2 separate regions of the Homo sapiens genome follow, and region 2 is linked to region 1. A link is an interaction called in ENCODE POLR2A ChIA-PET data of the cell type or tissue named here. Cell type or tissue: Caco-2. All regions are shown on one strand. Links, peaks and the distances in the headings refer to the core of each region. The heading gives the core; the rest is flanking DNA.

Region 1 (16,328 bases), core at 7,385-9,884:
ACCTACCCCAAGGGGCTAGCAGCACTGTAGCCTCTGAGACCACCGTGCCACCTGGCTGTGCATTCAGATGTCATCCCTCCCCTCAGCAGGGCCAGGCTGACCACCAGACCGGCTGTAGAACCAGTTATTTGTACACCATGTTTGAAATGGACCTCAGAAATGGTACATTTGGTGAAAGTCAGGGTGTTCATAGAATTTATTATCCAAACTGGACATTTTTGAAAGAGAGAACTATTAATAATCATGCCAGGTCAACAGGCATGAGTGGAGCATGCCCCACAAAGACTTGGACACATGGCCATACCTGTATTTTTCTGTTTAGCAATTTGCAATTACTGCACACTTGAAGCATGTGTAGCTTCCCTGAGGCTCCACCTCTAGGGTTATACTGCCTGGAAATGTATTTTGGGGAAAAACAAACTTGTTGAAGAAAATGTCCTCACAAATGTGTAGCAATAACTCTAGGGGAAGTCACATTCCCACTTGTCTTGCCCATTGTGGTTAGAGGAGATTCTAGAATTAGAAAAGAAACCAAAAAATGAAAGATCTGCTCTAAGGGCTTAATTTTGCCCTTCAGGAAACAAACATACAGAGTGGCCCGTGGGTTCTTTAAAAATGTTCCCCATCAATCTTCCACCTCCTGTTCCTTCAACTGCCTCTATCTTATTTCACTTTTTGAAAAAAGTTGTTTTATCTCTGGCCTAGAAACTTTGGTACAGTTTGTCAATATCAGGAAGTCCATTAAGTAAGATTGCATATTATCCTTGCCAGAGCACGGCTGGCTGTCCAGCAGACATCATTTTATGTTTTTGTCTTTCTTTATTTGAAATACCTTTGATGTATCATCTCAGACAAAAAATGTAGTTGTTCAACAGCTCAGGGAAGAAAGCCTGAGCTTGCCACAGGAGGAGACAGGGCTAAGGCTGGGGAGTTGGGGGGAGTGTAAATAAAGTAGAGGACTGGGCAGAGCTACAAGAAATATTTAGCATTCCTGGCTTCCCACAAAGGGTAGGTCAAGGAGAGGGAATGAGCAGTTGGGATGGAGCGTACACCACAACTATTCTTTTTCGGTCCTAATCCAGTCCACTGTGACACATAAATGTCCCCAGTGGGCAGACCCCGAGTTTATTGTGTTGTGTGGCAAATGCTGAGTAATTACACACGATGCCTGTCTATATGCAGGATGGGGTCAAACTCTGTGGCAAAGACACAGCTGCTGGTTTCATGGCTGTGTGACAAATCCACTTTTGCTAACAATCGTCAAAGCCATATTCATAACACTATGTGTTTAAGGGATTGAGCACTAAAAGTCCGCTTCCACAGGCCCCTGTCAAAACAAAGTCCACTTCTTTACAGTGTGCCCACAGGCTGTCTGTGTCAAAAACCTGGTGTCACTTTTTGGAGTGGGATCTTGGAAGAGGAGCCATGCTCACTGTTGTTTGCCTGGATAGTGAATTGAAGATGGGGCTCTCTTTTCTTGAAACTCTCGGCGGGGTGGGGGGGGAAAGAAACGCGCCTTAGCATCCAAAATAAAGACAACCACACATACACCAAAACAGAAACAGCCATTTTGTTTTTAAAAGATCTGGTCATTGACAGGCTTTCTTTCTGCCCCGCCACTATGGTCTTCTCGGGTTAATTCATCTCCTGCTGCTGCAGGATCTATAAAATACTGTATTGAGATGACTTCAGTAGGTTTCCAACAGTGGGATTTTCCAGCTACTGGAAATACCCAAGGCCAGTGTAAACTCATTTGTTTTTCTTAATTTGAGCCTTAATTGCAGAGCCTACTTTTTGCTGGATGCTAATCCTCTCAAGCACTTCTGAGGCAAACACTCTAGGAGAGGATGTGGACAGAAGTACCCACGGAAAAGGGGACACTGTGACAAAGGGGTCAGCAGGTGAACAAATGTCACATATACCTCCTCTGTGTCATGCGGATGAGCAGGTTCCAGGTGATGAAAGTGAGAAGGTGCCTCCCATTGCAGGGCCCTAGCAACATAATGCTGTTCAGAATGCTCTTAATACAGAAGTGCCTATATTAGTCAGTGTTCTCCAGAGAAAAGGAACTACTGGGAGAGAGAGAGATTAGAAGGAATTGGCTCACACAATTATGGAGGCTGGCAAAGCCCAAGATTTGTAGGGTGAGTTGACAAGCTGGAGACCCAGGAGAGCCAATGGTGTAGTTACAGTATGAAGGCGGGCAGGCTTGAGGTACAGGTACACTTCAAGTCCAAAGGCAGCAAACAACTAATTTTTCCTTCTAGTTCAAAGGTCATCAGGCAGAATAGTTTCTATCATGTTTAGAGGAGGGTCAGCCTTTTTGCTCTATTTGGACCTTCATCTGATTGGATGGGGTCCACCTACATATGGTGGGCAATCTGCTTTCCTCAGTCTACTGATTCAAATGTTAAATATCATCCAAAAATATCCTCACATAAACATCCAGTATAATGTTTGACAAAATATTTGGGCACCATGTGACCCAGGCAAGTAGACACATAAAAAATAATCATGGCAGCACCTGGCCATGAAATGATAAAACCGAGCTTCAAATCTAGCTCTGTCTGACTCCAAAACCCATATCCTTTCTACCACTGTAGTGACCGATTTTGTTCTCAGGAAACTTAATTGTTCTTAAGGAGGTAAGATTTATAAACATTAAAAACTCTGCTTAAGAAAGGTATGTGAGGCCAGGTGCGGTGGCTCACATCTGTAATCCCAGCACTTTGGGAGGCCGAGATGGGCAGATCACCTGAGGTCAGGAGTTTGAAACCCTCCTGGCCAACATGGAGAAACCCCATCTCTACTAAAAATACAAAAACAAGCCGGGCGTCGTGGCAGAGGCCTGTAATCCCAGCTACTCGGGAGGCTAAGGCAGGAGAATCACTTGAACCCGGGAGGTGGAGGTTGCAGTGAGCCAAGATCATGCCATTGCACTCCAGCCTGGGTGACAAGAGCGAGACTTCATCTCAAAAAAAAAAAAAAAAAAAAAGGTATGTGACATAATGTGTTACATTATGATAAATGATCAATCATATTAATCAGATAATTGACCCATCAGCTGTAAAGTGTGAACCATGTTTACACCCAAGTTTTATTCCCAGTGGTGTAAATGTCCTTTTTTCACTATTTCTTGAGTAGGATACCAAGTGTAACACACACTGGAGTGTCTTTCAACTCCACAAGGAAGCTGGAACTCAGAGGGGTCTGGACCTTCCAGGCAAGTCCCTGGCTCTGCTCAGGAAGTCTAGCCATCTGCTGATGCCATGTGATATGGTTTGGCTGTGTCCCCACCCAAATATCATCTTGAATTGACCTGGTAGCAAGTAATTGAATCATGGGGGCGGGCTTTTCCCATGCTATTCTCGTGAAAGTGAATAAGTCTCATGAGATCTGATGGTTTTATAAGGGGCAGTTCCCTCCACATGCTCTGTTGCCTGCTGTCTTGTAAGATGTGCCTTTGCTCCTCCTTCACCTTCCACCATGATTGTGAGGCCTCCCCAGCCACGTGGAACTGTAAGTCTGTTAAACCTCTTTCCTTTATAAATTACCTAGTCTCAGGTATGTCTTTATTAGCAGCATGAGAAAGGACTCATCATGCTACATGGTGACAGCAGTGATGGAGACAGTGCCCAGGATTGCCTCCCCATGACAGCTAGCAAGGGCTGTGATGCTTTACAATTACTGTCAGCCCAGAATTAACTTCCATTCCGTAGACATTCATGGGTGCCTGCTATAATACATAAAAAGCACAATATGGAAACAGGCTGGGGCCAAAGGGAGACAAAGACCCAGTCTCTGCCTTCCGAGTGCTTGCAATAGAAGGGGATAAGAAACACAGCTGTGTAAGAGAGATGCCAGATGATAGATACATGCAGTATACTCTGGCAGTTCCCAAGGGGAGAGATATCACTGCACCCTATGGGGAGCTGAGCAGAGGAGACATTTGACGTAGGCTTGGGAGTATGTGTAGGAGTCCAGCAGATGGGGTAGGGAAGGAAAAACAGGAGCAAATGCACAAAAGAGGAGAAGCAGAGGATTTTTCTAAACAGCAATGACTCATGCAGTTTGTCTGAATTGTAGAATATACGAGAGGGAGTAGCAGGAATGAGACCTATTTTCTGGGCTTGCACTTCACCCTAAACTCCAGTCATCTGTAAGATTCATCTCTTTTGGCTCATCCTCCTGAGCAGGAGCAGACAACCCCAGGCAACAGGCAGCACTTGCCCAGCAGTCAGGCTGCTGAACTGCTCTCCAGTGTGTGTGCATGTGAGGACCCATGAAACAGGGGCCACAGTGTCCTCCCCACCCAGGAACTCAGCCTGGTTTATGAGAACAAACCTCGTTGGCCTGGGCAGCTGGTCTGATCCACTTCCTGAACTCCTGCTCTCTCTGTCCTACCCCACCACCCAGGCCAGCCTCTCTGTCCTGAAGCTGAGACCTTCTGAACAGAAGGCTGGGTCAGCTCTGCTTGCAGCCAGAGGACACTGAGAAGGCCACCACTTACAGGGGCCCTTCTCCTCTCAGGTCCCCAGTGCTCCTAGGGTGGGCAGCCAGCACTGCTTTCCATCTGATTCCAAGCAATGGCTAAGGCTGGTGGCTACCTATCCATTAAGCTGTAAGATGTTTGCCCTTGGGATGTGGTTTAAGTGTCAGTCTGAGGTTTAAAATAAAACAAAACAAATTCTGTTTCACTGCATCTTTAATTGTCGACTTCTGGGGAAGTATCTTCTAAAGATGTGCTAGGCACAATCACCCGTGGGCCAAACTCCATGAACAGAAGTGGGCATGTTAGAATCCTGCGTCAGCTCTTCCCTCATCTCACTGCCTGGGAAAGTGTCTGGTTATAACCCCAGCCCCAACTTCTCAGCTCTGACGCCTGCTGTTCATCAAAACTGACTGGAGGGTTGCTAGAAATGCAGAGGCTGGGGTCCACCCCAGACCTGATGAATCCTAATCCTCAGGCTGAGAACATAGGCCTATGGGCTTTTATTTTTTATATATCTCCCCAGGTGATTATTATACACAGCCAGGGTAGAAAACCCCTGCCTTAGGCAAATGCCTTATAGATTTTTTTTTGCATTCATATTCTCTATTCATTGCCTCCTAGAATTTCAAGCATTAGGAAAGATCTTGGAGATCAACTAGTCTAGCACTTTCTAAACTCATGGTAGTGAGAACCAGCGTAGGAGCTGGGGATATAGTGGGCAGTCCTTCCCAGGCTTATGTGACTCAGAACGATCTGCACTTAGAGTAGAGATTGGCATCCCACTGCTGGAGGGACACAGGTGGGAAGTACTGGCCTAGCTCACCCCTGTATGATGATACAGACTCTGGACCTTCTGCTTCATTCCCCTCTGCCTGTACTGCTTCTGCCTGACCCTACACCCCCAGCTTGGGGTGGAGATGACACCTGCAAACACATGAGACACTGGTGGGAAAACCATGTTCTAGAAGTGTGTGAAATGATGCAGGCAGTGGCCCAGGTGACTTGGCTTTTTTCTCAGTATTGCTTTGAGACCATGCCATCATAAAGTATCTTAGAATCACTGAAGAAAGGAGGCCTTTTTTTCAAGGATTTTTTTAAGAAATAAGAAATTCTAGATCTTGGGACTTGGAAATCAAGAATCCTCGACTTCCACCCCAGCTTGAACACAGGTTCTTTGTTGCATTCTGAGGGAGCTTAGAATAGGAATCAACCTCCAACCCCAGGGGCTGTCAAGGCTGAGTTCCTAGCAACGCTTAGCCAGGGGTAGATGCTGGTAGCAGGAGGGAGGATGGGCAGCCGGCACGTGGGAGACAAGAGTGGGGAGCAAGAGGAGGCTGGGAGGGGTGTGGACAGAATGAGACTGCCTTGGCCCCTCCCTGCCCAGAGTTCAGGCTGCACGTGGTCCACCTGGCACCTGACACTCCATATGGCATCAATTAAATGGACTCTTCAGCTAATGATCTAAGGACTATACAGTTATCTGCTTTACACTCTCAGGAAATCTAGCCTGGTGCCTTGTTCAGACAGATTGTTCATTATTGCATGAATAATGACGGACTAAAAATGACACAGCAGGGAACTTTATCTTCAGAGGAAAACTGCTCTCACCCACTTTCCTAAGGAAATCTGCCTCGGTTCTAGGAGGAAGAGCTCTCTGGCGAGTTGGGGCTGACCCCCATTTCTCATCAGCTCATCAGAGATACAGAGCTGGTCCAGGAGTCCTCCCCCGGGCTCCCCACCACACACACACTTAATCCATTTATTTTCAGATCCCTGCCCAGAAATCTCCAGGAACCCTGACCAGGCCTTGCATCCCTAAGTCCAAAAATTTTGCAGCAAAAAAAGCCATTCTAACTTGAAGCTTTTAATAGCAAATAAATAAAGTGATCCAGGCTCCAAATGGTCCAGGCAAGGCCACCCCACATAGGACTGTGAATATCACAATAGGTGATTGTTTTAAAGTGTTTTAATGAGTCTCAAAACATCCTACATAATATCAGCCTCCACTTCAGTCTTCTTGACAGGCTCCAGTAAATAACATGAGTTGACAGGAATAAAACAGCTTGCTCAGGAGTAATTGAGTGGAATTAGAATGAACAGACAAGAAAGAAAAATTGGCGCTTGGGTCACAAGGAACTTTTTGTTAGAAACGCTCTGGGGGATTTGGTGGGATGTGGTCCCGCTGACTAATCACCAGTATAGAAAGTTTACAATCTCTCCACCATGCCAACGTCTTTAATAACTTGAAAAGCACAAGAGGTGGCTGTTAATTTCAAAGACAGTTATATGAAGCTTTTATTGAGTGTGGTGCAGAGTATATAGTTAGCAGCCTGCAAGATAATGAACCCTTTAAATAAGGCTTTCAAAAAAACAGTTTTATTTTTGCTTGAGCCAAAAGAACAGTGATTTTCTTCTGGTTATTTTAAGGCAGAAAAATGTATGTGAAGTACAATCTCTCCATTGCACACACAACCAGCCACTTTTGTCATCAAGGGCATCTGTCCTTGATGCCACAGAACCGTGACTATTCAGATAGAATAAGGGTTGATATTGTCATGACACTCCTTTCCCAGGGAAAGAGCAGATGGGCAAGGAAGGAGTTAAATGTGGTGGCACCACCCTCATTTTCTTGTGGACACTGGGGCTTCTCTCCTCACCCCTGGCTGATGATGCCGTGAAGAGGTAGAGCCCCCTCATGCATGTAATGTCATGATGTGGTGAAACCAGAGATGAAACCAGTGGGTTCTTGAGATACAGAGAAAGAGAAACAACCAGGACAAGGGCAGGACTTCACATGATTCTGCAGGGGGTATTCTGTGGGCCAGAGACCATGTGTGAGGAGCAAAGTGGGTACAGATGGGCTTTCTGCTCTGGAGCCTTCTGATCATGGCCTGTTCCTACCTCTTCATACGGCATTCCAGGAACAGATGAAATGGGCTGTTGATGGACCTGGAACCTCTGAGCTATGGTGACAGGGATGGGTCCTCCCTCTTGCCCCCAGGCAGTCACCTATGATTCTGACCTGTGAAATACCTTATGCATCTATCATTCTCCCTATCCTCCTCCACCTCCTTCCTTCTCCCCTAGTGTGTATATATGTATACGTGTGTGGAGAGATTAAGAGAGATTTGTCTTGCCCACCTTCAAAGCCATCAATTGTTTACTCATTCTGTCATTATTGTGTTGGGTGTTGGTTAAGCACTGTGCTGAAAGCTGAGGATACAAATGTGAGAAAGTCTGACGTGACCCCCTCTGACCCTCAAGCATCTGGGCCAGCCCCACCTGGGCCCCACCAGCAGCAGGCAGGTGCCACCCCAGCGGGGAAGCTGCCTTCACCCCTCATCCCTGTGAGTCACAACAGTGGCTTCAGCTGTGGCACCCCCCCCCCCACCCGCCGCCAGGCTGAGGCTCAATGGGACCTAATCCTACTGGCCAAGGAGTCAAAACAAAATAACAACAACAACAACAAAAACAGGTCTTTTCTGAGCCAGTCCTGTGAGGAAAGAGAACAATGTAAACAGAGAGATTCGTTAAAGAAAAATGATTTATTTCCTGCCTCAGTCCTGGCAACAAACATTGTCTTTCTCATTACCTAATTCAGTCTTGTTGGCAGCATGTGTTCTGGCTTCACTCTGATTTTTTTTTTTAAGACACCTCTCTGCCCTTCATGTAATATGGGGAGTTTAGCGGTTTCTCGGGATTGGCCCTGCAAGATACATCAAGTTTTACCTCTTTCTAGGTGTCAGTGCTTGATAGCCCAGGAAAATCCCTTCTAGAAGTTTTCAGGATCTGGTAAGCCCTGGGCAGAAACTCACAGCCTCACTTGTCTCTGGCAGTCAGGAACGTGCTGGGAGCTGCATCGTCTGTGGGAGTCTGGAATGCCTAGGAAGGCGAGTTGCAGCCTACACTGAGTTGGAGACAGTCTCAGATTCTTGCTGGTCTCAGATATACAGAGATCCCAGAGGATCTCCCTGTTTTAAGGAAAGAGAGAGCTACTTCTGCAGTTATCAGGAAGCAAAATTATCTCTGAGTCAAATTCCCCTTCCAAAGGTCTTAGCCAAAAAAAAGGAAATTTTTAATGCACTTTTGAAGTTGTTATACTCTTTAATGTTTAGTGATTCCCGGTCCTGGCAGGGTCTTGAAAGCTCCTGGAGGATGTATTTGAATGCAGATTGCTGCTTCCTACTTCCGACCCTCCACCCCAGAGAATGTCTTGAGTGGGGCCCAGGAATCTAAATGTTTGACAACTTCTCAGTGATTCTTCTGTTTTCATCCAGTGCCACTCAAAAGGAATAATGGTGATGCTGTCCCTCTGGGGCTACCTATGGGGCAGGAACATCAAAGAGGCCCAAGACTGGACGGAATGCCCTTCTTATCTTTCTAAGAAATGGTGATCTGGGGGCTTTGGTACAGCAGGGGAGAAGGAATGCTGGGTCTGGGAAGCTCTCAAGTCAGGGCCAAACACCCCTTTCTTAAGCATGCCAGCTTGCTGACTCACATCTTCGGGAGCTTGGTCAGTGGGCTCCCAGCAGTCCCTGGAGATGTGGTCAGTAGGAGTGTAGGAAATGCCAGTGTGTGACAAATACTATCGCTGGAGAATGACTGGTGAGCTTTTTGGGAGGTGCCCTGGGGGTCCAGGCTGAGCAGCTGGCAGGGGCAGGAGGTGAGTGTCAGCCTCTGAAGTCAGCCTGAGGTTCCATAAAGCCACATCCTTTTGCTCTCACTTCAGACCCATCTCACCTGTCACCATAGCCCTTGCCAGGTGTGCAGGTGCTTGCTGCCCAAGGCACCTTTAGCTACCCTGTGCTCACACGAGCCTGTATAGAGACATCCTTTTGGGTTGGAATGAATCCCTCCCTCAGAGAGGCTGGGGGCATTTCTGACTATTTCAGAGCTTCTAGAATATAATCTCCCCTGCAAGCATTTGACTATGGATCCTCTGGGCAGAAGAGACTTGCTTCTCCATGCAGGACCTACTTGTCTACAAGGAAAGAAATAGCTCCTGATCTAGTGCCCAGAGTTTGTTATTTTTAACAGCAAAAATATAGAGAAGTTACTATTCAGAGCTTCTCTTCTGGCCAACACAGGCTATGGATGAGTGGAATGGAAAGGCTGCCATGTGTACATCACCACCTGCGTGGATTCAAGTCATGGTTCAGATCTGCCTCGGCCTCCAGGAAAATGGCTCTACACAGCCAGTACACGGGCAGCTAGAGACATGCTGGGTCACTCCATCAACAACTATTTACTGAGCTCCTGTCATTACCAGGCACACTTCTGGACTTTTTGTTTTGTGAATTAACCTTTAAAAAAGCCAGAGACATAGGGGCTATATTGCAGCCCTATGACTGACTGTGACCACATCCAAACCCCCCTCTCACCTCTGGCATTTATCAGACTCTGTACGGTGAATCTGGCCGTAGCATTTTCTGCAGAATTCAGAAGATGTCTGGTTTCATACAACTCCTCTCCACCCCTTCATTTCCATGAAGTTCCATCTTTAAGGTAGACTGACCGGGATGATCTGTCCGGAGGCTGCGACATCACTAGCCTTATCTTTTAATGTTGTTAATTCTAGCAGATGAGGTATGGGTATGTGGAAGCCGCTTTTCTTCTGAACCTAAGCAACAGCTGTAGGAACCATTTAGCCAGGAGGATCATCAAACCACAGATGACCCCTTTGGGACCCCTGAGAGTCAGGGGAGCACTCATCACTTCATTATGTCCTCAACACATCCTAGGCTGAGCAAAGGTTCTGAATGAAGAAATGCAGAGGTTGCTTGGACTTAGCCCGGGTTGTGGAGGAGACACTTCTTCCTTTCTCATCCTCACAAGGGGTCCTTACTCTGGCCCTACAGCAGCAGCACTAGAGGATCTGTCCAGAGCAAGGGCCTACTCTTTCTCCCTTGCTCCTGGTCTCTTCCCATAGAGCCTCCAGGCTGGAGTGGTGATGGGTGGTTCAAACTGCTCCTGTTACCGTCTCTGTCTGAGTCAGGGCTGCAGACCCTCCCCTGGGAAGCATGGCTGGAATTTCATACTTCCTTCAATCCTCATTCATTCATTCATTCATTCATGGAGTATGGATTGAGCTGCTACTGGGTACCAGTCAATCTCACTGGGTCCGCCTGGTGGTCTGCCAATCCAGATACTGAATACTTACTATGGTGAAGGTGCTATCAAGGTGAGGCCAGGCAGGCCTGTTCAAGATTTGGGACATCAAATGGCAGGGCAAATGTGAGAGAAGGCAGCCCTCGATGCAAGAAGCGATATCCGGCAAACCCCCAGGGCAGCAGTGGGGTCTGGGGAGAAACTTAACACTGAAGAGGTCCCTAGGATCTGTGGTCATTGCAACTAGGAAAGCTGGTTTGCAACCCTTCTTCTACATGCTCAGCACCACCTTAGGACCTAGCTTTTCTGGATTTGAAGGGCTGGTACCAGATTCAGAACAGACAATTTTCCTGGCAGGGGCCACATAGAGATCCATATGCTTAGAATGTTGTAGTTTATTCTTTGAGGTTAGTAGAGAGATCATAGCAACCATAACGTTTGGGCTTTGCCCTCGAGGTTTTTCTGTCTGTGGAAGTACTGTGGGTATTCTTCCCAAAAATACAATGGGGAGTTCAGGGTCAAGAGGAGCCAGGAATCTCTGAAAAATGGAGGCAAATGATCCCTGTTCTTCCTTCCTGCACAGTGAGGAACAATGCCCTCATCCTGCACCATTTCATCCTGGCTCAGGGATAGAATGTCCTCATCACAACATGCTGTTCTATCCCTGGGTTAAAGGAAGGAGAGATTAAATGAGGCCTACTGGATTTCCTAAATATTGCCTCCTCCCATTTCTTAGAGTCCCATAGACAAGGCTTTCCTCATAGAAGAGGCTTTCATTTTCTTTTAAATCACAGGGTTGTTTATAAGACAGATTAAGCATAAACTCAAATGCTAAATCATCTGATACTCAACAGTCTGATACCAAATATCTGAAGTAAAAAGCCTGTGACCCGATGATGGCATTCAAGTGATAAATCACTCTGATCAGAAAAGGATGCAAGAAAAGCAGCTGAAAGTCTGTCTCCCCAGCCACGTGGCTTTGATCTCTGGGAAAGTGGATATTAGTGCAGACAGCAGTTCATAGGTCTTGATTAGTCCGTTCAAACCAGTGACTATGATTTCTCTGTAGATACAAGCACAAAAAAAGTCAATAAACGTTGGGCTGAACTTTAAACAACTGTCTTTTCAGAGAAAACCCAGTTGCATACAAGGAAGATTACTGCACTAGCCTGAAGACAAATGTCTACAAATATTATACGCTCAAGTGCAGGGAGGAGTTTTGTTCAAGGCAGCACAGAAAACAAATTACTCTGGTCTTAAATAAGATCCTTTGAACGGGCAGCAGCAAATCAGTACAAATTAGGACAAATGCATTCTTGACTGATATAATTTCCTTATTCTGCCTGAAAAATGCCACCAATCAGACTATAGACAGCTATGTCCCAAAAACTGGGGCCTCCGGTTACATGGTGGTTGAGTCAATTTGGTGGAAGTTCAAACCCCTAAACCAGCTCTTTATTCCACTTCCTGGGTACTGGTCTTATATTTCCAGGCAGGCAATTGAAATTTGACCATGGTTTTATTTTGCATCTCTTGGCCAGCAAATGTAAATGCAGCACCCATAAAGCACTGAGTCCCCAGAGCCTGTGGCAGGGCCAGCAGAGACTGGATGTAATTGGGAACAAGAATGGTTGCAAGATCTGTTTTCCTGGGATGGTCCTGGCTTAGGACTATGGTTCTAGAGTCCCTTCCGGCTTGCATTTGCCACTCTCTACAGTTTCTCAGTTTGGAATGATGAATTACAGTCACTCTAGGGGAGATCATTTCCCTAGCCCCAGGCATTGTTTCAAAGAATGGATGTACATGGGGGCTTTTTGTTTTAGATCAAGGAAGAGTCTGTGCTTAGGCAGGTGGTGTTGAGTCTAGAGAGAGAGGATAGGCACCCACCCAGCCATGGGTCTTTTCTTCCCACAGGCACCTCAGACTGAGCACTGGAATGGGTGAGTCAGAGGCTGAAGGGGCCCTACTGATGAGGGGTCTTGTGAGATCTGGTGGAGAGGGGTAGGCTTCCCATTTCTGTGCTGAATGGAGAGGCAGCATCTGCTAGAGACCAGGGAGGTGCAGGGCCCCAGTGGCAGGGAAGCAGGTTCTTTCACAGGACTCCAGTTCCCTACCTCTCAGGGCTTAGCCAGAGAATGCACACTGAGCTTACCAGTAATACAAGTATTTTGGTAAAACCTGACTCAAATACTGTCATCATCTTCCGGTCCAGACTCCACTCCACTCCTGGACAGCAGCTAGTACTTTGTGTTTGGCCCTGCTTTTCTAGAACCTTCGTTTGGGGTACTTCTGTCTCCTACCAGACTGCAAGCTCCCCAGGGCAGGGAATTCATCTTTGCCTTACTCACACAACCTGGCCACACTCATTAAGTTCATTAGAGGGTGCCCAAGCAACATTGGTTGAATTAATGAATGAAACATAATGAAATACAATGCATCTAATTTTCCAGCTTGGCAGCAGCTGGCAAAACTTAAAAGCTGAAGTTATCAAGGAATGGGCTAACTCATAAAACACTTCAGCCCTCTTTACCCCTTTTTGGTCCAGGTAACACCGGTGATCACAGTAGCTCTTTGTGTGCATTGTTAATGACAAGAGTCTAAACATGCAAGTCTCTCTTTTTATCCATGATTTTTTTTTTCCTGAGATAGAATCACTTTATCATGCAATGAAGCTATATGAAGGTAAGATGCCTGAGAGAGTGTTTACCTTGCTAGAAAATATTTAGACGTGTGTTGAATGACTGATTTCGAGGTCCAACTCTGCATCCTTCTTCAAGAGACCTCTCGGGTGAGAGAGCAATGAATAGTGGCCCTTGGCTACCGTGTTGGGTCTGCACGGCTTTCAGGGGAGATGGCCACTCTTTATTGACAGGCATTTCCCTTATTTAACCACATGTTCCATGCACAGATGGTATTTATCTTCAGGAGATGACTCACGCCCTTGTCAACATACCTTTCTATATTAAATATCCCTATCACATACAAACTGGACCTCAGAGTGGGCTGGGTGGTATTAGAACAATCTCTTCCCCCTTTTTAGAAGCTGTGAAGATTTTTGAATTTACTCACAAGATCTACTTCCCAATGAACTAAGACTTTGTAGGATTTTCCTATTTAAGATCTGGGTTTAAACTCAGCTCTTCCATTTAACTGGCTATGTGGTCTTAAGATTACTGTCTCTGTGCCTCTATTTAATTACTTATAAAGTGAGAGCAATTTTCCTGATCTTATAGAGTCACTGAGAAGATTAAGTGAGGTAGTGGCACTGAGAAAGTTTGAAGCAAATATTTTTTGAATAAATAAATGACTAAAACAATAATATAAATGTTAAAAATCATCAACCAATTCAGTGTGTATAATGAGGCTTATTATTTACTGAGTGATCCCCGTGCATAAAGAATAGCTCTAAGTTCTTAAACCCATACCACCTTGTAGTTAAGGAATTAGAATGTAAGCCTACATCTTGTGGGTGGGCACCCAAGGCCACACTCTTAACTTCTACCTGCACTGCCTCTTCTTATTTGTAATAAATGTAATAAACTCCTTTTGGCACTAAATACTGCCCTGGAAAAAATGGTCAGCTTCTTCAACTGCGGCTGCCTTTACGCTAATGTAACTGAGGTTCTTAGAGTTTTATAACTTACTGAGCGAAATAAAAAAAAAAAAAATACCCTTATGACACCTTGGTTTCTGCACTAAGTAATTAATGACAAATTTGAGGATCAGGTATCTAGCTTCTGTTACCTGATATTCTGAGCTGAGAATGCATCAGACTCAGGCCTCAGAAATAACTTCACTGAGAGTAAAATGGGAACAAGTTTCTAGTTAGTGAAAACTGGAGCATATGATGACTTGACTGTACACGTGGGGGCAAATAGCAGTCCTCTCTCTCCCATTTCTGGAAAGGGTTTCGTTTCTCTTGGGCCCAGTATTTTCCTGGGTTCTGATAGCCTCTGCTGACTTTGAACTCATCCTCTGTCATTGTAAAAAAGTATACAAGCATTTGCTCAGAACTGTGCTAGACTCTGTGTGATTGCTTCAAGACAGCTCTATCAAAATAAGAGTTATCACTTATTATGAGGCTGTGATGCTCTAGGGACTATGCTAAGTGCTTCATGTATTTTTATAGTCAGGGTAGGCTAGTTTATGCTGTGGCAACAAACAACTCCCAAATCTTAGTAGCTAACAATGAGCTTACTTCTCAATCTCACTAAATGTTCAGTGCCGGTTGGCTGGGGGCTCCACTCCACCTCGCCTCACACAGTGACCTGGAATAACAGAGCTTCCACCATCAAATGTGTTACTGGTCTCCCGGAGTCCCACCTCTAGAATTCTTGCATACAATATCGAAAAGTCTCCCGAACTTTCGTAACTTTGCCATCTTGGGCTCTTAAAGAAAACACTAATTGTATGTTTTGAAATCCAGAAAAGGAAAGGAGTGAGGGATGTTAAGATCAGTCACTCCAGCGATGGCTTAAGCCTCCCCTGGCACAGGCCCCAGGGGTGAGCTTGCTTCTGTGGATTTCCAGCCGGGAAGCACCACCCCGGTTTATTTTCAGAGGTGGAAACTCAAGCAACAATTATCTCCCATCACAGCAAATTAAAAGCCCAGGCTCACCCATCCCAGGAGCGGGGCGAGCACAGGACCATAATGACAGGCCAAGGTTAGTGCATTTCCTTTAAAGGCATGAGCCACTCATGAAACACAAAATAAACAGAGACATAAAAGTCCATGGAAAAGGCCCACAAGTGAGAGCAAGCGTTCGTGCCAAGATCAGAGAGTGTATTTTGATTTTTCAGGAGATTGAGGATTGTAGCAGCAAAAACTGCTCAGTGGATGAGTTGTGGTCTGTGTTTAGGATAATGTGGAAGCTATTGTGTACAACACTGCAGAGGGTGGGGGACGAGTGGCCCAATCTGTCACACAGACATATTTCTATGGCCTTAGAGCCCGGTCTACTTCCACCCACTCTAACCAGAATCTCTATTCCTGCCTGGACACCTGCTCAATGGAGCAGTGCGGCCCTGCTGGCCAGAGCTTCTGCTTGGAATGCCTCTCCTCTCTTATTTTTTTTATTTTTTTTTTTTTTATTTTTTTTTTTTTTTGAGACAGAGTCTCACCACTCTGTTGCCCAGGCTGGAGTGCAGTGGCATGATCTTGACTCACTGCAACCTCCACCTACCAGGTTCAAGTGACTCTCCTACCTCAGCCTCCCGAGTATCTGGGATTATAAGTGTCCACCACCACGCCTGGCTAATTTTTTATTTTTAGTAGAGATAGCGTTTCCTCATGTTGGCCAGCCTGGTCTCGAACTCCTGACCTCAGGTGATCCGCCTGCCTTGGCCTCTCAAAGTGCTGGGATTACAGGCATGAGCCACTGTGCCCAGCCTCCTCTCTTATAGTCTATGCCAGCATCATTGACAGGAACTTAGCCAAAACTCACCTCTTTCAGGAAGTCCTCCAGGACTAATGCTTCTGGGTTCTACGACCCTCCTGTTGCAGGTTGTTTATATATAGCTGTCTCTGCTACTTAATGTCAGTGAAGATTTGTGGTTGTGTCAGTTTTTTGGGGGAGTTCTTTTGAGCTTTGTTATCATATAAGATCTTCAGGAGTATAGATTTTTATTTTTCTTTATATTTATGCTACACACGTTTAACTTCCAAAAAACATTTTCTCATGCACCACCTAATTTTATCTTCAGTATCACCTAGTGAGGTGGGTAGGGA
Region 2 (12,205 bases), core at 7,092-9,591, 130 kb before region 1:
CTGCTGATCCTTTGCCTGGAATGTTCTCCTCTTCCTTGTCACCAGCCAGAGCACCACTAAATCAGTGTAAACTCCTTAAGGGAAGACTAAAGTCCTGGGAAGTGGGGTCATCCTGGCCTTATCTCCTTAAAGAACCTAACTCTTCAAGGGGGTCTTCCCTGTTAACCCTCTGTATTAGTTGGCTAGGGCTGCAGTTGCCAGTACCATGAACTGCGTGACTTAAACAACAGAAACTAATTGTCTCACAGTTTTGGAGATCAAGATCAAGGTGCCAGCAGGTTTGGTTTCTCCTGAGACCTCTTTCTTTGGCTTGCAGATGGCCACCTTCTTGTTGTGTCCTCCCATGGCCTTTCATCTGTGTGTGTGCATCCCTAATGTCTCTTCCCCTTTTTATAAGGACGTGAGTCCTATCCAATTAGGGTCCCACCCTTATGAGCTCATTCAGCCTTAATTACTTCTTCAAAGGCTTTAGCTCCAAATATAGTCACACTGAGGGTTAGGGCTTCAACATATGAATTTTAAGGGAACACAGTTCAGTCCACCTCATTATCCTTAACGTTTTCCATTTTTCTGTATTCTCTCCAGTGCTTGGGTATTGCATCAGTTTCCTATAATTGCTTTAGCAAATTACTAAAAACTTGGTGGCTATAAACAACAGAAATTTATTGTCTCACAGTTCTAGAGGCCAGAAGTCTGAAATCGGTGTCACTGGGCCGAAATCAAGCTGTCAGCAAGGCTGTACTCCCTCCAGAGGCTCTAGGGGGAAATCTGTCCCTTGCCTTTTTCACTTTTTGGTGGCTGGCAGCATTCCTTGATTTCTGGATGCATCAATCCATCCTCTGTGGTCACATTGTCTACTCCTCTTCTGGTCAAATTTCCCTTTGCCTCTCTCTTATAGGGACAATCGTGATTGCATTTAGGGTCCACCCAGATAATCCAGACTAATGCCCCATCTCAAGATCCTTAACTTAATCATATCTGTAAGGCCCCTTTTACCAAATAAGGTGACATTTATAAGTTCCAGACATTAGAATCTCCTATCTTGGGGGCCATTATTCCACCAGCCACAGGAGTATTGTTCATAATATATCATTTGATGTTTAAACAAATGATGTATCATTTGATGTTTAACAGCTGACCTACAAAAAGAGCCCTTGTTGCAAGGGCAGGAGACACAAAGATGTTTTTGCTGGGTGTGTTCAGACAAGATCACACCCTTCATACCATAATCTAGAGCCTTGGCTCTGTCCTCCCACATGACCTTCGCCTGAGGGGAGGGGCTGGGGACTAGGGAGCCAAGGAGTCTCCCTGGGGAGGTGAGGTTTCAGATGATCCAGGGGTTGGAAGAAGTTTCTCCCATGCATTTTTATCTCATGGCTGGTTAAGAGGGGTGGGCATCCCACTCCCGGAAGCCATTTCACTTTGAATACTTTGTTTACTTCTGGTTAGAAGAGTCTTCAGGAGTGTGGGCTCTGGTAAGAAGGTCCCATTTTCCCTGGACTTATACAACCAGGTCTGCTTCTTGTGTTTTGCTATCGTGACACTTTTACAATTTTTCCTCTCAGTTACCTAAGGTACCTGATGAATAGTCAACATGTTTGTGAAGTCCAGAGTGCCAGATGTATTGAAAATGAGCAATTTTAATCAACGGTGAACCTACCTCTTTATATTTTTTTTTTAAAAAGAGGGCGATTACTGAAGCTTCACAAATAGTGCTTTATTTAGTCATAGGAGCCATGATCTGGTACTAGGATGGGAGGACTTTATTGGCTGCTAATCTAAGATTGTGTTTGTCTGTTCTTCCTTCTTGCCATTTATGGTGGAAAAATCTTCCAGAGCACCACAGGTGTTTTGTTTCTTGCTTCTAGTCCCATCCCAATTTCATTTTCATGAAATGGGAGTCAGGTTTGGAAGATAATTACCAATTTCCTTTTCCTACTTTTAACAATGCCCCTGCTTACGGTACAAAGTTGTGTCTGAACATTACTGCTTATTCTGAAAAACTCAATATGTAATTTTTAATGTCGTTTCAAGCCTTTTGAAGTTTCATCTGTTTCTGGGGCATTGCTAATGGTTTACCTTACAACGCAGAAAGAACTTATAAAGGAGATGTCAGGAGAAAATAATAATCTCCTCAATGCAATCATGTCATTAAGATGCTACTGTTAAGAGTGGGGGATGAGGCAGAGGAAAGACCAGACAGTGACTTAGAAACATGAGCATTTGGCATCGAAGGCATTACTGTCTTGAAGCCTTCTGGCCTGTAGGGTGTATGGAAACATGTCAGTTATGGAGAGTTTTATATTAATCTCCTGTACCATCTAATTTGGTTGATTCAAAATTAGGTTTAATTACAAGTGATCTTCTGGCACTAGGGAGACCGGCCAACAATAACCTTCATTATCTCTTCTGGTGAAGGCCACATTTGCTCTCAGGTAAATCTCTCAGAAAAGCTCATCACTGCCCATTTTTCTTTGGTCCCAGGCAAAATTATGCATTACATGAACTCACTCTTCATGTTTTTCCTGGTCTCTCTTGCTACCTGGTCCCAGGCCAGTTGCTAGAGACTTGTGCTCCCACAGTGGGCATCTGATAAGTGAGTTCACTTTTCACTGTTGGTGGCTTGCAGATGTTGTTACTCCTGGAATTATTCTAAGGGGACTCCATGCCTAATAGAAAAAGCCTCACCTAAAAAGGAACCCATCTCCAAGGGTAGATTTTTCTAGCCCTGGGGCAGCTGAGTGTAGAAGAAATTGTTTTGAGCAGTACTGTTTTTCTAGGGTCACACAAGTTCTGCCTATTTCACTTGTAACAATGCTGCCCATGGGTATAAGGATGACATCCTTTGGAGTTTTAATGCACATTTCCTGGGACTTAAAGATGGGAATTTTCTATGGACACAGTACCTCAAAGGGTTTCTTTGTTGGGATTTTCGAGACCCAAATGTAATGAAAGAATCTTTTCACTACAGATGATCCTTGACTTATGATGGGGGTTACGTCCTGATAAGCCCATTGTAAGTTAAAAAATGTAAGTAGAAAATGTGTTTTCAATTAAGAACCATCCTAAGTCGGGAACCATCTGTACTTTTGTGGGTATTTGGGGTGCAAACGTTGGGGACCATGTGTTATGCTGATAATGACCATCTTGCTGATGTGCCTTGTAGGGTAAGGACTCACCCTGGGAGAGACTGTGAGTTTCCCTGAGGGGTGGACAGTCCACACGTCACCTCTGGGAAGAGGCAGGTCCTCGGAAGTCTGGGGCTTCTGCTCCTCTCTGAGCCTCAGTTCTATGAGTCTGGACTTCAAGGAGTTTGAGAGAACTTCCAGGGCTGTTTGTTTCTACTCAATTGAATTGTTTTTCCTACTTTGTAAGCCATAACTCCTGGCTCTCTTGGGTTCTAATGACCCAGGAGACTCTTCAATGACATTTGGATTCTGTTTCCTGGGGAGCTTTCTTCCTTAATCCTGGGGATACTCAAAGTGTAAGCCAGCCTGGGAAAAGATGGATTGAAAGGAGTTCCGAGGAGGGAGGATCACGAGTTCAGGAGATCAAGACCATCCTGGCTAACAAGGTGAAACCCTGTCTCTACTAAAAATACAAAAAAAATTAGCTGGGCGTGGTGGTGGGCACCTGTAGTCCCAGTTACTAGGGAGGCTGAGGCAGGAGAATGGCGTGAACCTGGGAGGCGGAGCTTGCAGTGAATCGAGATGGCGCCACTGCACTCCAGCCTGGGTGACAGAGGGAGATTCCGTCTCAAAAAAAAAAAAAAAAAAAAAGTTCCTGGGGCTGGGCACAGTGGCTCACGCCTGTAATCCCAGCACTTTGGGAGGCCAAGGTGAGTGGATCATTTGAGGTCAGGAGTTTGAGACCAGCCTGGCCAACATGGTGAAACCCTACCTCTACTAAATACAAAAATTAGCCAGGCATGGTGGTGAGCACCTGTAGTCCCAGCTACTTGGGAAGCTGAGGTAGGAGAATCAGTTGAAACCAGGAGGTGGAGGTTGCAGTGAGCCGAGATTGCGCTACTGCACTCCAGCTTGGGTGACAGTGAGACTCTGTCTCAAAGAAAAAGTTCCCGGGGATATAGCTGGTGGGACAACTGCCCAGTGTGTTCAGCCCAGGGACTGCAATACCAGCTTGCTTCATCTGGAGTTGTTTCAGGAGACACTTAGCCCCTCTCACTTCCTTCACCTTCGTAAATGACTTTCCCTGAGCACCTCACGTCAACCTCACTATTGAGGTGTCCCTACTCTGGCCTTCAGGTCTCTGAATGGGCACTATAGACTGGGCATGAGCTTTCACAAAATGCTGGCTAATTTTATATAAATATCTATCCTGGGAACCACCTGTTCAGCAGTCTGATTCTAGAATCTTCTTCTACTGGAGTCTTCTCAGGAGTGGATCCCAATCTTGCAGACCTAGAAGTGGGCATTTTTTACTCCAATCCCTGTTTCTGGACTGTTTTGAATAGAAGCACTACTAGGATGTGAGTGTATCCTTTGGTTAGCTCATCATATTCTTTCCCTTCCAAGAATGCCCCCTCTCCCTAAAATGATCTCAGCAGACCCTCAAGGTACCTTTTGGGTCCTTCTCTTCCACAAAACTGCCCCAGGTCTCTCCCTCCCCAGAACTCAAAGCTCTTTTTTCCCCCAGTGACCCTTTTGGCAATGAATCACGTGCATATTTTGTGACACACTCCAATAATCACTTCATGGTGAGCATAATACCCACTTCACTGACTCAGCTTTGCTCATTTTGATGTATGGCAGACATCTCTGTCTGCGTGATGAGTCTCTGGAATATTAACTCTATTCTGCACGATGGCTTTGCTTTGGGCAGATGTTTTTATCTATCACCCGTGTCGATCTGTTTTCCATGAGGGAAATTTGGCTGACCTTCAGAGGATGGATTACTGATCTCCCGGGAGCCAATGGAAGTGACATCATTAACGGATTTTTTTTTTTTAACAGCAAAAATGGAAGATAATTAAATGCAGCACAGTAGTTGTAAAACAGATTTCATTGTGTTATACATCACTTCATAAAGTAAGCATAGTTCCCATTCTTCCACATGATGCTTTTTGCAGCATTGTACCACAGAATAATGACTCCCTAATAACTCAGCTGAAAAATATTTAGATCTACTTGCTCTAAGAATAAGGTCAACATTAAACATTCTCAGATGAAAAGCTTGCTGGATGAAATAGTGCACCATCAGAATAAAGCATGCAATATATTTACAGTCAGATGAAACAAGTGTGTCCATAAATCAACCAAAAGACCATCTCCTCCTTTAGGAAATACATGTATTGCTTAGCCAGTACCAATAAGTTAACGTCGTGTGAATAATTTTGGGTATTCTGGCCTTCCTGAATCTCATACAGCCAAACCAACCAGAAGGCTTCCCCGCTGGGTTGATGGTGGCTTATCATTTGGCATCTGGAAACTTCTCTTATTTTGCTGGATATGGCTGTCTAGTGGGTGGCTTACTGACTTGCCTAAGAAAAAATAAGTCAATCATTCAGATTAATCTGGGAGGCTAATTCTAAAATCGGATTTTATGAGAATTGCTAGATTTGGGGCTAGGTTAACCTCATTTCCAAAAGAAAAACTCTTACTGGAGAGAAACCATCATGTTGGCTCATTCTATTGTGTTTATATATTTCACAGTAAAATGATTCAGTCTTGCCAGGTTCCATATTAGGAGGATTAGAACTACATCACTCAATATTTTCTTTTGTCTGTTCTAAAATATTTATCAAGTTAATTTATGGACTTATGGATTTTTTCCATTCCAGGACTTCATTTGCGGGGAGCCTTCAGAAAAAACAGGTCACTTGCAGTAATATAGAAGGACTAAACTGTGATTCTGGAGACCCGGGTTTCTCTTTGCTGTTCAACCAGTGTAGTCTTTTGTGTGTGCTGTTAACAGTGATTTCTGGCTCAGTGAAATGTGATAATGACTTCATATTTGTGAAGAGCTAAGTATCCTGATATTTTGATCTTTTCAAGCAGATAATTTCAGGCAGAAATGATATAGCTTGTCTTTTGTTAGGTCTCACTAGGGGAAAAAAATCGCTCACAAGAGCCTTGCCTACCTCAACAAGAAGTGTCTCTACTTATACAAATGGCATGGTTTCTTTTCTGGTTACTGGGTCACAGGTGGCTCGCCATTTGCTTTGAGTTTGCAAATAAAGTACATCTTGGGTTTCCTTATCTTTAAACAAGTAAAGATAAATTAGGTTAAAGTGGGAGAAGGTTCACAGGATGAGAACATCAATTCAGCTCACAGCAGGTATGGGTCTAAAGTGCCTCTCTGCAGGAAAGAAAGCCACCACCAGCAGTCCACCTGCTCTCAGGGGAAGGGACCAGGCATTGGAAAGGCTGCCTCGGGAGAAGTGACTCAACAAAATCATAAGCCGCATGTAGCTTTGTTTCCTCTTTCTAATACGGGCATATTTATTGCCATCTCAATTATACCTAATTCAATTAATGGAAGAAAATGTACATGAAAGAACTCCCAGAAACTAAAATGGCTAACTGTAGGCAGGATGTGTGATTAATATTTAGAATCTATCAAACCCAGTACTGGCAGGGCTGTTCTCTCCCCAGTACTTACCAGAGAGGGAGTAGAGCTAATGCACAGCCATACTCCTCCCCTTTTCATGAAATAGTTTCATCTTTACCTTGAGGTCACGCTACAGATGAAGAGTAAAATGAAAGACTGAATATGATCAATACTAATTAAAATGGGGGGGAGGTATTGAAAAGAGTCTAAAATTGGCTACAAATAATGAGATACATTGGACTCTTCGTCATTAACAAGATTTAGAATAGGCTGGGAAATTTCTCTTTGGAACTGTGAACTGTGACGGGTGTGGTCCAACAGAAAAAACACTGGAGAGTCATGGATAACGAAATACAACTGAGAAGTTACGGAAAGCACACAATGCCCTAGGGCAAGCTTGTCCAACCTGTGGCCCGCATGAAGTCCAACACAAATTTTTAAACTTTCTTAAAACAGTCTGAGATTTTTTTTTTTTTTTTTTTTTGCAATTTTCTATTTTTATTTTTTTAAGCTCATCAACTATGGTTAGTGTTAGTGTGTTTTACATGTGGCCCAAGAAAATTCTTCCAATGCGGTCCAGGGAAGCTAAAATATTGGACACCCCTGCCTAGGGGAACTTGTTTCGTCTACTTGGTTAGTTGTCCTAATTGCATTTTACCTGCAGTCCAAAGGTTATTTTAGATGATAGAACTGCAAGAACCCCAAACCCAAAGAAAGAATCGTTGAAGTGGTTGGGAGAGGAGGTCATTTCTGAGATACATTTCCAGGAGAAATACAAGTTTGAGAGAAGGAGCTGGTAGTTACTGTGTGCAAGTGTTTTTCTTTGATGGGGAAGGAGTAGTTGGCAAAGGGACAGGAATCTGTGTGTACATTTCCTGCTCCTGTTTCCTTAACCACCATCCTCAGGGCATCTCTGGCACCTTGGGGTCGGGTAAGTGCTCTCTACTGCCCTCGTTTTAGCTGCCTTTATCTCGTCTATATGGCACTTTCTGCGTGAAAAGACATTTGCCTTACAGGGATGAAACTGGACTTGCAAGAGTTTGCTGTAGAAGGTGTTCAAGTCAGGAAGATGCTCAGAAATGACCACTGAGAGGGTGGCATCAGTGCTGACTTAAAAAAAAAAAAAAAAATCTGACCTCACATGTTCATTTTTCCAAAAGTAGAGAGGCTCAGTTTCTAGCCTCTCAAACCATAAGGAAGTAATCAAAATGAGAGTAGATGGAAATCATCTCTTACCTTAAGGGCTCATGTACATTTCAGAGAAGCAATTTCTCTAGCTATACTTATTCTCTTATGGTCTTGTTTATTACTATAAACAAGCAAGTTCACTTTATCATTTACTTTTTATTGTGTTGCTTGAAGTACCTATGTAATGCAAGTATGTACTGTACTAAAATACCTATATTTCCAAATAACATATGTGGTGTAGCCCACAGTCTCTGCAGAAGCATCATGAGTAACCTGTGCCTTTACACTTTACAATCCGTTATTGGTTGCTGTTAAAAGTATGATAACAGATGAAGAAAAAAAAACTAAGTATGAATACACTTTTCCAAACACGCACATACACAGCTTACAATGGAATCCCAATGGAAATAAGTGACAACATCTGATGTAGAATCTATAAAATGTAGACTCTGCAATAAAAAGCCAAAGGCACGTAAAAATATATTTTAACTTTAAAAATAACTTAGTTACAGTAATACTTTGCCTGTGTCTTACCAACATGTAGCTGACAGTCAAAATTTTGCAATATAGATATAATATATAGGGATATATAAGAACTACAAGAAAATCCCCAAAACCCATAAAGTTCAAATGTGAAAACAGAAAAGTTTTAACACTGGAGAATTCGCTATGGTGAGCCTAAGCAATATATAGAAAAGAGTCTACAAAAAGGCTTAGGTGTTAAATAAATTTTGACTTCCTCTTGCTCAGAAAATGTCGGAGTGCTATAAAGTTCCGTGAAGTTCCTTAATGTGACTCGCTCAGCCCTTCATAGCTAGTGCCAATCCTGGCCAAGCCAGATTTCTTGTGTGTCTGCAAACAATATGTGAGCCGAACATCACCAATGCCTCCTGAAAATGGGCTCTGACTCACTTCCTTTTTTTGCCAAGATAGGTTTTGCTTTGTTGTTTTTTTCTAAATTGTTTTTGCAAACAGGGCATAACAGGTAAAAAAATACTTTGTAAGAATATTATTTTAGAAAACCCAACACAAAACTGCAAATACAGCTCCGGAAGCCCTTCTCTTCAACTGTGGTTAGTTTGTTTTTGTACCTTTTACCCCAAAGGAAAAAAGTTGGCATCTTGTTACTTATTTTTATCCATTACATTCAGCACCTCATCCAAAAGTGAGGGCCCAAGATCAAGCTGCAGGGAGAGGAGGGAACCTGTAAGGTCAGAGAGGGACTCCTCTGACTTAGTCTTTCCCTTGATGAGCTCGCATGGGGTGGGATGGTCAAACATGTCCTCGGCTGGCCAGTCGGGGTACTGTTCGGACAGGCTGGAGGAGTGGCTGTCTCTGCCTTGGCTGGACTGAGATGCAGAACCGCTGGAGCCCCACGAGGTGTCTCCCTGGTGGACTGTCCCATTCTCCAACAGACTGCTTTTCTCCTGAGCTTTTTCCTCCATGACGGGCTCGCAGCTAAGCCTGGGCAGCTTTGCTGGCCCGAAGGACTCCTGTTTGGAATTAAATGTCACTGGTGACAATAAGGGCAACATGAGAGCTTGGGATCCTCCAATGGTCGGGAGGGAGATGGCATTTTTGAGCACCGGGGAGGGCGTTTCTGTGAACACAGAGTCCGAGGTGCTGTTGGCCCGGAAGAACTCATTATGCCCAGGGAACTGGCCCAGGTGTGCTTTCTCCTGGTTTCCAGGTAAAAGCTCGTAGTTCCCTTGAAGAAAGGAAATATCTCCAAAGACATCGTGCTGGCCCTCTTTGCCAATGTGGATGGTGTGGCGAAAGTCTCCAAGCGGGGGACTGATCATATCAGGAGACAGAATGTCCCTCAGTTTAAATTTCTTTCCTTTCTTGTTATTGGCTGCTTTCAGGTAAATTGGGGTCTTGGCTGGCATTTTGGAATTTGAGAATGTCTATTTTGCAAGCGGGAGAAAGGGCCACTTTCTTCACAGATGGTATATGTTTCTGAATCCTTTTTGATAGGAACTGTCACATCATTTTTCTCAAGTGGCTTCAGAAGTGGCTTCGAAATGAGATGGGGTCAAAGAGAACCTTCCTGAGGTTACGGCCAAGTGAGGCTTCCTAGAGAGCCAGTTACATCATCCAGTCTTGACCACAACCAGGACAAACCTGCAGAAGAAACCAAAGCAGGTTATAAGCTAAAGACCCTTTTGGGTGCCCTAGGGCCTCCCTTTTCACAAGAGCCTGTAAATAATGGCAGGGCCAGTTTCAACTAATGCTGAACTTATTGTTTCCCTCCAGTAAGTGGATAAAAATTTTCATCTTAGAGAAAACAGGAAAGAGAAAGACCTAAAAACCCCATATCTATGACACCAGTACTTTTTAGACATAGCCATGGGCACATCTTCTGGACATGTCTATGGTTTTAGTCATTTTCCTCTAAGAATTGCTGTAAGCATAGGATCAGTGATTTCAGCTCCTTAAATACAACTGGATTTGTTTTAAAATACATTTTCCTTTTGCTTTGATGTGCATACTAGCAACACTAATATTTCATTGTTGAGTTCCATATGTACATAAGTTAATGCAATAAAATGAACAGTCCTAAAGGAAAGGTGCTGGAATTATTTAATAAGTGACAATAACTATTATATGCTACTGTCCTAAAAATGTTAGTGGAATACATTCTTACAGATAAGAAAACGGAGATTCAGGATAAGCCCTTCCCCTAGAAAGTTACCTTTTCTCAATAACATATAGCCAGTAAATAAGAGAGCTAGAGTTGTAATCAGGTTGTGGCAAAGTATTGGGCTGTCGAGGATGTCAGGATTTGAAGTCATTCTGAGATGGGAGGAAATGAACAAAACTGCTTCACTTCAAAGAGAAAACATTGTGAATCTCTATTACAGGCTGGGCCTTCACTTGGGAACACTTCTGAAACATTACTGATAAGGCTATATCCTCCATGCAGTAGGCAGAATTCGAAGGGAGCCCCCATGATCTGCCTCCTGGTGTTAATGCCTTTGTGAGTAGAACCTGTGACTGGCTTCTAAACAAGGGAATGTGGCAAAGGCAATAGGTCCCTGATTAGGTTACATTATAGGAGATTTCATCTGAGCTGACAAGGGAGAAGACTCCCTGACTCCCTTTGCTGGCTGTGGAGAGGTGAGCAGTTACACTGTGCAAGGGCCTATGGAAATGAAATCTGCCAACAATGTTGGGGAGCTTGGAAGTAGATCTTTTCCCCAGTTGAGCCTCTGATGAGACCACCACCCTGACCCACACTGAATCATAACTCAGGGAGATGCTGGAACTCAGCCCTGCCCAGATTCCTGACCCACAGAACCTGTGAAATGGTAAATGTTGTAAGCCCTCAAGTTTGTGGTCGTTTGTTACCAGTGTAGAAAGCAACACATCCTCCCTGCACATACTATATGATAAGATTAGGAGGGATGAGCTACAAGGCATTGGGGTTGTAATGTGCTCTTTTGCCAATGAGATGCTCTTATCTCTTGAAAATAATCCTCCACCTCTGATGCTGACACAGAGAAGCTAAACCCTTTCCCACTGCAGGAACTTCCCAAATGGCTCTGCCATGACCTCTTCCCTCAGGCGCTCCTCCCACTGGCTGCAGAGCCTGCAAATAAATACTCCAAGGGCTGGGTGGGTTAGTTGGTGTTTTGAAGGGAGCCACATTTGCTTGTAGCAGCTGGAGGCTGTCTGCATCTGCCCCATATTTCTTTCCTTTCAGCAAGAGTTTTAAATTCATTTACCAGTGGCAGGTGACAAGAACTGTGCTCCACCACCCACTGGCTCAGTAACAGCTAACTCAATTTGGGAAGCAGCTAGCTCAGCGTGTCAGCATGCTGGCCAGCAACCCAGGCCGGAGAAGGCTGAGAACAATGCACTAGAGAGAGCCAGCCCCACTCGGGCTTTGGGTATGGGGAGGAGGCAGAGAAAGTACGAGGAGGTTTGCATTCATGCAGAGTGGGCTGACCATGGGGCTGCCAGCAATGACATGATCGTGGGTCCTGACACTCGTTCTCATAGTTTTAGCTCTAATTTGGGTCTTGTTGTGGTAACAAAAGTTGAAGCCCATGTTCTTCCTGTTAAAACATCAGAACTTCCTTCCTGTATGAGTGTACAATGCCTAGTCCTGGCCTCGGGCCCCCTGCTGTTCAGAGGTGGCCTCCCTGCCCTTTGGGCACAGTGTGGCTGACTGCCTGCAGGAGCAGCTGGGTGGCCTGAGGAACAGCTGCCCACAGGAGTGGTGTCCTCAGCACACACGGCCAGGAAGGCAGCTGCCATGGAAAGATACAGCGTGTCCACCACAACTCAAGGGCATGCCAGGGCTGCCTGGGGTCAGCTGATGGAGGCAGGGTTATGCAAGGCCAGGTCCCAGGGCAGGGGGTTCCAATTATTTAAAAAAAAAAAAAAAAATCGATCACTTAAGGCCTGGAGTTTGAGGTCAGCCTGGGCAACATAGCAAGAC

What was found. ChIA-PET counts read pairs that join two places held together with the same protein. Peaks named below come from ENCODE experiments on the same cell type or tissue, not always from the same donor. Only the 100,000 strongest peaks of a DNase experiment are listed, where the experiment ranks them.
Region 2: POLR2A ChIA-PET joins it to region 1 with 6 read pairs; 6 of 35 experiments call an interaction of 5 or more read pairs at or near these places.

Annotation. Positions count from the first base shown.
Region 1 is chr2:37,767,695-37,784,022 of GRCh38, forward strand. The region is part of intron 2 of LOC107985869 (a long non-coding RNA gene); the gene reads left to right. Among named protein-coding and RNA genes, the nearest start is that of PIRAT1, 100 kb to the right of the region's middle. In Caco-2, for the core only: no CTCF peak of the experiment used is centred there; DNase peaks (open chromatin) are centred at 7,492 and 8,927.
Region 2 is chr2:37,636,941-37,649,145 of GRCh38, forward strand. It overlaps CDC42EP3 (CDC42 effector protein 3), which reads right to left. Exons shown (of 2, transcript NM_006449.5): 2 at 5,004-9,882. The coding sequence starts at 9,647. The coding sequence ends at 8,883. Among named protein-coding and RNA genes, the nearest start is that of CDC42EP3, 29 kb to the right of the region's middle. In Caco-2, for the core only: no CTCF peak of the experiment used is centred there; no DNase peak of the experiment used is centred there.